Linked DNA regions of Mus musculus: regions 2 and 3 are each linked to region 1. Evidence: chromatin contacts called from ENCODE Hi-C or POLR2A ChIA-PET data. All regions are on one chromosome and are shown on one strand. Each heading gives the region's core, a stretch centred on a gene start or an enhancer-like site at or near the end of the contact. The rest is flanking DNA. Distances are from core to core; before and after follow the strand shown. Region 1 holds the start of Bola1 (bolA-like 1 (E. coli)). Region 2 holds the start of H2ac18 (H2A clustered histone 18). Region 3 holds the start of Mtmr11 (myotubularin related protein 11).

Region 1 (2,953 bases), core at 333-2,832:
ATCTCCAAACTGCTCCAGCTCAGGGCTTCCCTTCCCTTCTCCAGCTTCTGACTCCTATACTATATAACCCAGCCATTTTGGCCATGAGCTTTCTTGGTTCTCTTGACTCTGGCTCTGGCTCTGGTTCTCTCTCTCTCTCTCTCTCTCTCTCTCTCTCTCTCTCTCTCTCTCTCTCTCTCTCTCTCTCTCTCTCTCTCTCCATCTCTCACTCTCCCTCCCCTCCTCTCCCTTCATAGCCCTGTTCAGTCTGCTGTTTAGCTTGCTCTATTTTCTTCCTGCACTAGACCCTTCCAGATGCCTCTGGCTGTGTTCTCCCTCACACACAGAGTAGGAACTGCCTCAGCCATTCCTTGGAGTGGTCATGTGTTGTGTCCGGCCAGCAGACCACAACCTGGGTTCTAGCCTGGAAAGGCATTTTGGAAACCTGGAAGAGAAGAGGGGCTAGGTGGCGAGAGAAAAGAATGTAGCCAAGACAGTTACTCTGATCAAGGCTCAAATTTTATTGTTGCGACACTAGTTATGAAGGAAGGGGGAGGGGACCCGATTCCCGCGGAATAATCTCTGGTCCAGTAGAAAGGTGCACGTGTGTGGCTCCGCAGGTTCCAGCAGTGGGCGTGGCAGAACGAATGAGCAGGAAGCTCCACCCCTGAGCAAGCAGGTTTCAGGCTAGGGGAGGGGAGACTGCAGTCATGTGCTGATTTCATTCAGTTACCACATCCTGACCAAATGAGGTGAGAAAGTGGTCTTCTTGTTTCTCCTACACTGCTCTAAGAAGTCTCTTGTCATTTCTTTGGTCCTCACGTGTAGGTAATATGCTTACAGTAAACTGTGTGTATTTCCACCACACACTTGACACACGGTATCACAATGAACATTATGACTATTTCTCTAGTGCTTTGTAAACTCTGAGAGCAGGGCTGTCTTTATTCTATCTCTCTCAGGAACAAAGGAATCTCCGAAAGGAACAAAGCTGGGGTCCTACACAGAAGCGCGCGGGGGCAAGGCAAGTTAGTGCAGCTCTTAGGGAACTGTGTGACGATCTTCATTTTCCTTCTCACTGGAATTCTCTGTTTGGGGCAGGACAGATTATCTTGGGAAGAAAACTGTCCCAGCAGACATTCCCCTCTGAATTGAGCAAGGTCCGCTGTAATCTCATAAGAATCTGTTTTTGCTATGGAAGCACTCTATCAATAACCCAGGACAGTAATCCCAGCAGGTAGGAGGTAGAGGCAGGAGGATCAGGAAATAATGGACATTTCTAGAGTGGTAAAGGCCAACCTGGGCTACATGAGACTTCTTTTTTTATTAATTACATACAAATGACTTAAGCTATTTGGGTTATAGATCAAGAAGCTACAAATCTGGTGCAACCATCTTAAATTTACAGGAAACACTTTTGTTTTTATTGCTCTAATTTCCCGACTTTGCAGGATTTTACCGGTCGGGAGAAGCAGGGACTACAATTCCCATAAAACCTCTGGGTACTGGGTAACGCCTGCCAGACGCAACCGGACTGCGTTTCCTAGCGAGCCTCCTGACGCGGCGTTTGCGTGGTCCGACCGGAAATTCGGTTGTTAGATCAAGCGGTGGTACAGCAGGCTGCGCAGCAAGTACAAAGGTACCACCCTAGGGTTCGGAGAGACGATAGGGCTCTGACTCAGCCAAAAGGACCAAGTTGTACATTTTCCATTTTTCAGCTCCCAGCCATGCTTTCCCAGTGCCCTTAGTGCCTAGCGCTCTGGCCGCTCAATCGCCTTTGTCTCTCCGCTACCGGCGTAGAAGCCGCGTTAACCCGCCACGCAGAGTAGAGGCGGTTCCAGGGTGTGCTTGTCTGGGGTGCGTGGGCAGGGTGTGTGGACTCAGTCCCGTGTCCTTCGTTTCTCCGCAGCGAATGCTAAGTGCGCGATCGGCCCAGTGCATGGTCTCCATGGCCACGCGCTCGTGTGTATCGCGGGGCAGCGCGGGATCTGCGGCTGCAGGACCAGTGGAAGCCGCTATTCGCGCCAAATTGGAGCAAGCCCTGAGCCCCGAGGTACTGGAGCTGCGCAACGAGAGCGGTGGCCACGCAGTCCCAGCAGGCAGCGAGACGCATTTTCGCGTGGCGGTGGTGAGCTCTCGTTTCGAGGGGATGAGCCCCTTGCAACGGCACCGGTTGGTCCACGAGGCACTGTCGGAGGAGCTGGCTGGACCGGTACATGCCCTGGCCATCCAGGCGAAGACCCCCGCCCAGTGGAGAGAAAACCCACAGTTGGACATTAGTCCCCCCTGCCTAGGTGGGAGCAAGAAAACTCGAGGGACCTCTTAATAAATACCTGGATTGGGAGAACGATCCGAATGGGTCGACTGAGAATAAACTACTACATCACTACTACCTTATTCCTTGATTTGTACGGACCAGGAGCTCTGCCTTTTCTGCTAATGAACACCATGCAGAGGCAAAGACACCTCTGGTGAAAGCTAAGCTAGCCCAGGGAGAGAGCAGCCACTCCCTCCCTCTTGCCCTTGCCTGGGCTAGACTAGAGAAAGGTCCTGATGAATCGGAAAGGGCCATGATAATAAAAGAGAAGCTGGTGCATGAGGTCAAACGGTGCTCTTAATACCTGTTAAATTGGAGCTACACATCATTAGTGCATATGGGGGCTGGGGGAGGTTGCATAACACCACTGCGCACTTGGGTGTCAGAGAGTAATTTTCGGAGTTACTCCTCCCCCAGTTGCATGGTTCTGGAATTGAACTCAGAGAGGCCATCAGGTTTACACAGCTGTTAGGTCCCTACAGACGTTCTTATGAGAAGAAAATTACCTGTAGGCTAGAGAAGGGATTTGTGAGGAAGTGAACTATCTGGGTTTTGCAAGGATACCAAAATTAACCCGGAAAAGAGGGAATTCCTGCATTTGAAGCAGGAAAAGAACCGAAATAAACATTGGCTAGGTTTGGGGAATGGAGATGGCTC
Region 2 (2,953 bases), core at 119-2,618, 48 kb before region 1:
AACGAGGAGCACTCGGGGACCTGATACCGGCCCGAGCCGGCCGCCTTTATAGGCGCAGTCTTCCCCGCGGCGGGGCGGAGACAGCGACTTGAAACTCCCGCGCTGCCGCGCCATTGGCCGTGGCGTCACCGGCCCCGACCTCGCCCATTGGCTCGGGCCCGCCACGCCACCTGACCCGCCCCCCCCCGCCCCCCACGTCCAGCCCCGCGCCCGGTCCACTTGCCAACGTTCTGCGAGGGTGGAGCCACGTCTGGCAGCTGCCCGTAGAGGGCGGGTCCCGGCTCTGCCCAAGAGGAGCTCGCGCGCCCCCGCCCGCCGCCCAAAGTCCCAGGGCAGAACTAATCTAGTGTTTGTGCAGCACCGCCCAGCCACAGCCACAGTCCCAGCCCCAGTCCCCCATGATCCCTAGAGCCGGCCGCGTCCAGTCCTCGCGGGACACCTCCTCCTCCTAGACATTCCCCAAGGACCGGACGAGAGCGCGGCTGACTGCGACTTATGTCTAGATTGGCCTAGACGTCCTAGTTGAGTCTTAGTCCTGGGAAGGGTCAGGCGGGTGGACGCTGAGTGAGGGACAGTGTTGTGTAGGACAAGGGTGTGGGCAGATAGGGGCTAAATGCTTGGGACGGTCAGCGAGAACCGCGTATCCGCTCCGCCGAGGCAGGGCATGAACCAAAGAGCGACAACAAACTACCAGGGGGAACCACGGGCAGGATGGGCAAGGAAGCAGAGGACACGACACTCTTACTTTTGGGGCAGGGCCAGGAAAGGCCACCAAGACCGGCTACCGTGACACAACTCTTTATCTGATTCAGTGGGTGGCTCTGAAAAGAGCCTTTTTAGGAGCTCGCGGGGGTTATATCACAGAGACGCGGGCCGACGCGAGCAGTGGCCTCACTTGCCCTTCGCCTTATGGTGGCTCTCCGTCTTCTTGGGCAGCAGCACGGCCTGGATGTTGGGCAGGACGCCGCCCTGCGCGATCGTCACTTTGCCCAGCAGCTTGTTGAGCTCCTCGTCGTTGCGGATGGCCAGCTGCAGGTGGCGCGGGATGATGCGCGTCTTCTTGTTGTCGCGGGCCGCGTTGCCCGCCAGCTCCAGGATCTCGGCCGTTAGGTACTCCAGCACCGCCGCCATGTATACCGGCGCGCCGGCACCCACACGCTCCGCGTAGTTGCCCTTGCGCAGCAGCCGGTGCACACGCCCCACCGGGAACTGTAGCCCGGCCCGGGAAGACCGCGACTTGGCCTTGGCGCGGGCCTTGCCTCCTTGCTTGCCACGACCGGACATCACGAAAGCGCAAACAGACGAACGGCCACAACCAGGAAACGGTACTCCGGCGCCGACGCCTCACTCTTTTATAGACGCAGACCCGATTGTCCGCCCGACGCTCTCATTGGCTCACACGCGTCCTGACGCCGTGGCCAATAGGAGCGCGCGGACAGAAGCCTCTCATTTACATAAGACCGGCTCCCTCGCCCCGGCGCCGCCCTGGAACGCGCGAATCACGACGCGCGTGCTCGGTGGCTTCATTTGCGTGCGGCCGTCGTTGCGACACTCCGCGGGTCGCCGGGCGGCTGGGCCTGCTCGCTGTTTCTCCTGCTGAGGAAGCTAACAGGAATAGAGCCGGTAGCACGCGTAAACTTGGCCACAGGGCATGGTGTACCAGGTGTAGGTGACTGGCACAGGCTGTGAGTTCTTTCCTCAGCTCCATCTTTGTGCCCAAACTGGCGAGTCGTCCCGGCAGAGCCAGGCAGCCTTACCCTGTTTCCTGTATGAAACCACCCACGGTGTCTCTGCTGCTTCCTGGGTTTTTTGTTTTTTTGTTTTTTTCTCTTCTACCTCCCATTGACATTAGAAATCATTTCTACTCAAGTTACATGTGCCCTTGAATGAGGAGTATTAAGTGTAGGGGTATCTTTCGACTTTGCAGGGGAGTTACATAAAATTAGTGTTAATATATTGTCAGAATGTAGGAAAGCATTAGGCAGTCCATTTATTAAAGTATCAGCATCGGAGGCGTCTGTGAAGTAACTTGTCTTTTGGGTCAGAAATTGCTTAACTTGGATCTTGTTATTTTTTAGTGCAGTTTTCAGTTTACATACGGTGACTAAATTTCCTGTTTCAGGTCACAAGATTTAAGAGGGATTTACGTACAGCTTGTTAAAGATTGAAGTCTTAATGGCACTTTGTATGTTATTTCATTGTAGTTTGGCATATTCTGGGATGTAGGTCAATGGCACAGTACTTTCCTAGTTATATACGAGGTCTTAAGCACCACACCAGAAATTCAATCAGAATTGTTTAGCCACACAGACATTGTTGCTTGTTTTCTGTTTGCCTTAGTTTCACTCCCCCCACCCCCTGTTTCCCTGAGTGTCTCCCACCTGCCTTTGCTGCTCTTCAGTCAGCTCTGCCTCTCCTTTGGCCCTGTCACATTGCTATTCCCATAGTGTCAATGCTCTTCTCTCATCCCTGCAGATTGGGTCCCAGGCTACCTTGGGTATTTCTGCTCCAAGTTACCACATGCTTCTAAAAACAGAAAGAGATACACTTGAGCCAGACTCTTGTATAATTAACTCCCAGGGAACGTCCTAAACAAGTATCTACCCAAGGGTATGGAAGTGGTTTGGCTCCACACTGAGCTGCTTCGGGAACATTGTCCCTAAAGAAGCAGGCTCTTCTGAAAAACATAAATAGGTTAGCTGAAAGCTGACTGTAAGTGTGGTGTCTCTGTCTTCGCTTGATGTCTGTCTCCTTTGGCTAAAGGCAGAGTGAAGTTACTGTTTTACCTTTCACTTGCATCATAGCAAATGAGGGCCGTTACCCACGAGGTCAGGGCCACTCCCTAGAGTACAAGTGAGAGTCAGAGTGATATCTTCCCGAATCTTGCAGGTTCAAACCGTAGCACTGACCAGAGAACCATGCATCTGCCTCCTAGGATTCCTTAATTTTGCTA
Region 3 (2,953 bases), core at 140-2,639, 36 kb after region 1:
ATTTACTGATACATTCACAAGAAAAACAGAGCATTGCTATGTAGCCTAGGTTAGCCTGGAACTCTCATGGTCTTCCATCTCAACGCCCCACCCCCCAACTGCTGGGACACCGCACCAAGCTTTTCTATTACACTAATCACCTCACCTGCTTTCGCTGCCATCCACAAGGCTGGAAGGTTACCCTAAAGTTAGTGCAGATCAGAGTTCCAGGCAGGTCTAGTCCTGGCCCTTTCCTTCGTCCTGGTGCCCATGCTAGGATATGCTCCCCTAAAAGGGAGAAAGAGAAGCAAAGGTCTAACTATCCCCAATGCTGCCCCACACTTCTATGTGGCTACTCGTCTATCCTTAGATGTAAAATTGAAGGAAAAGAATAGACTTTTTTTTTTAACTTCTAAAACCCTGCATAGAACGTGGCACATATACACTCACTGGTCTTTGGATAGTTAATAAGAAAAGTGGTAGCCGGGGTGAGAAAGCAGAATGAACAATGTCCAGGCCTTCCACAAGCTCTGAGGAAGGAGGCAGGAGAATGAGTCTCAGAAACACTTCGAGGAAAGGAATAGGGAGTATCTTTGGTGAAAACAAAAAAGGATGGGGTAGGAAGACTTTTAAAGGAATCTAGAGAGGTCATTTTATTACCTGGGAGACAACCAGAGGCCAGGCAGCTGCCAAGCTGATGACTGCTGGGCTCCGGCATCCTGTTCCCTGGGTTAGACTTCGGTCCAGAGAGCTGAGCAGGGGAGAGAGTTAATCTGGGACCCCCTAAACTCAGAATCTGGGATTTCTCCAGTAGCTGCCTTTGGAGACCCGCATTGAGTTCATTTGTTCGGGTTCTTCCCCCCCCCCCCCCCCCCCTTCTCTGCTCTGCTCTCCTCTCCTCTCAGGGAAATTGAGATCACTGACTGCGGCTGGCAGACAAGACAAGGAGGGGCTGGTTAATGGATAATGAGACAACTCGAGACTGAAAAAGGCAGACGAGCTCCATAACAGTTGATAAAACAGATACACCCTCCTCCTCTGAATCCTTTCCTTCCCCTTTAATTTCCACAGCATCCCATTCACACTCTCTTGTTAGCTACCCTCCCATTCCTTTTCCTTACCCCCATCTCTGGCTCCTCCTTCTGGGGGGCAATGTTGAAACTCTGGCCCCGGCCCCCCCACCACATTTCCCTGGCTCCATCCGGGAGTAGAGCAGCTAAGGGTGGGAGTCCTCAAAGATGCTGGCTCTTTTTGGGGAGAGGCTAAATCCTAGAGGTGGGGAGAAAGAGGCTGGGGAGGACGCAGCGGTAGCGGCATTTCGGATACCAGGAGCACAGTTCCAGGGGTCTTATTTGAAAGGTGTGTCCTGCCCAGACAGGGGAGGCTCTTTGGAAACTTCGGTGACTCTAAGAGAACAGGCAAGATGCCCAGCCCCTTAAAGGAGAATACGCAATTTTTTTTTTCAAAGTAGAAAGGAAATGGAGGAGCTTAAGAAAGATGGGAGGAATGGGGGAACTGGGGATACCCAGATTCCCTTAACCCACATCCACATTTTAGTCTCTTTCTGTTCGTGAATATTAGTGGGTGTGACGAGGGGAGCAGTAGTTAAATGAAAACATTTTGGGCTAGCTCTCTATACTTTTTCAATGAGAGATGAAACACTAGGAAACTCAGTTATTTTGGTTTCGTTTATTCATGGGTTTTGTGATTTTGTTCATTTTCAGCCTCCTCTGACAACCTAACGGGTTGAGAAGGGGACATAAAGGGAACTGAACCTTGTGTCCTTTTCTGGAGAGCGTGACAGGCCCAGGGGCAGAATGGAGTGGACGGAAATTGGTGTGTCTGGGATGCAGACACAGCACAGGTATTTTGGTGTGCAAATCTCGGCAGTGGGGCGGGAGCTAGAAAACCCAGAAAAAGATCGTGGTATATCTAAACCAGCCTTTGCGCCCGGCGAGCGCACCTCCCCACTCCCGCAGCCACCTATTCCTATGGAAAGCCCAGCCCCAGGTACATGACTCCGCCCCTCCAACCCAGTCACCAGATCTCCTAATGAATGATTCATGTTCTGGACTTTGAAAGCTAAGGACTGGAAAACTCTTTTCAGCTCCAGGATCACATTTCCCCCTCCTTCCCTGCTGAATTTAAAAAGCAAAGATGGGGCTGTAGGGCACTGAACAGAGATGCTAAGGAGGGCAGCTTGAGGGCAGCATGTTTCAACACGGAGAAGACAGGAAATGAAATACAAAATAGGTGTTAATGAGCTGCTGTTTTATTGTTTTTGAGTCTGTACAGAGGCAGCAATCCTTAGGTGGGGGCCGTGACATTCAACACTCCCTTCCCCACAGCACACATCCTTCCAGCCTCAGCTTCCAAAGTTCTCTTTGTTGGCTGCAACTGTGGAAATAGTGAACTAGCATGAGCAGAGACTGGAACAAACAGGTATGTACTTGCTAGCAAGCTGGTCTAGACGCCTGATTGTAGAAGTCCTAAAGACTGCTGGTCACCACCACCCCACCACACACCTCAATGCTTCTGGAATAAAGTATGTAGTAAGGAACAGCTTAGGAACAGGTGTGCCAAAATCCCATGACCTACTTTTCTTCTCCCCACCACTTTCCTCCGAAAGCCTCATTCTGTTCTTTAATATCTTGAGGTATGGGAACAGCAGAATATAGAGGGAATGGTCAGGACGGAGAGAAGTGATGTGATCATCGCCTAACCAGAAGCACAAAGGGGCTGCAGTTGAGGATTAGGTTAACAGGAAGACTCTCACCACCTGCAGCACAAATGCAGATAGATGTCCACTGGATGGAAAGGGGATAGAGAGGCAAGGAGCTGTGTCAGATTTTTCCATTTTCAGACCCTCGCTCTGGTTATAGGTTTGTGCCAGGAGCAAGGGCTGCTGGGAGGGGTAGCTGGAGGAGGAAGGTGGAGCTGAGTGACTCACAGGATGAATCACAGATCCAGTTAT

What was found. Hi-C counts contacts between places; a loop is a spot of excess contacts on that map. ChIA-PET counts read pairs that join two places held with the same protein, here RNA polymerase II (POLR2A).
Region 2: POLR2A ChIA-PET joins it to region 1 with 48 read pairs in Patski. The contact joins the promoter of H2ac18 here to the promoter of Bola1 in region 1. A Hi-C loop is called at or near these places in 1 of 37 maps with a recorded cell type or tissue (heart). POLR2A ChIA-PET finds 5 or more read pairs at or near these places in 5 of 5 experiments (Patski and embryonic stem cell).
Region 3: POLR2A ChIA-PET joins it to region 1 with 81 read pairs in Patski. The contact joins the promoter of Mtmr11 here to the promoter of Bola1 in region 1. POLR2A ChIA-PET finds 5 or more read pairs at or near these places in 3 of 5 experiments (Patski and embryonic stem cell).

Annotation. Positions count from the first base shown.
Region 1 is chr3:96,196,215-96,199,167 of GRCm38, reverse strand. Bola1 (bolA-like 1 (E. coli)) reads left to right here and starts at 1,582. Exons shown (of 2, transcript NM_026975.2): 1 at 1,582-1,618; 2 at 1,889-2,580. The coding sequence starts at 1,892. The coding sequence ends at 2,305.
Region 2 is chr3:96,243,912-96,246,864 of GRCm38, reverse strand. It overlaps H2ac18 (H2A clustered histone 18), which reads right to left and starts at 1,368. Exons shown (of 1, transcript NM_013549.2): 1 at 813-1,368. The coding sequence starts at 1,284. The coding sequence ends at 892. It overlaps H3c14 (H3 clustered histone 14), which reads right to left and starts at 180. Exons shown (of 1, transcript NM_178216.3): 1 at 1-180.
Region 3 is chr3:96,160,406-96,163,358 of GRCm38, reverse strand. It overlaps Mtmr11 (myotubularin related protein 11), which reads right to left and starts at 1,389. Exons shown (of 17, transcript NM_181409.3): 1 at 1,101-1,389; 2 at 640-730; 3 at 146-267. The coding sequence starts at 1,166. Otud7b (OTU domain containing 7B) reads right to left here. Exons shown (of 12, transcript NM_001025614.1): 12 at 2,230-2,953.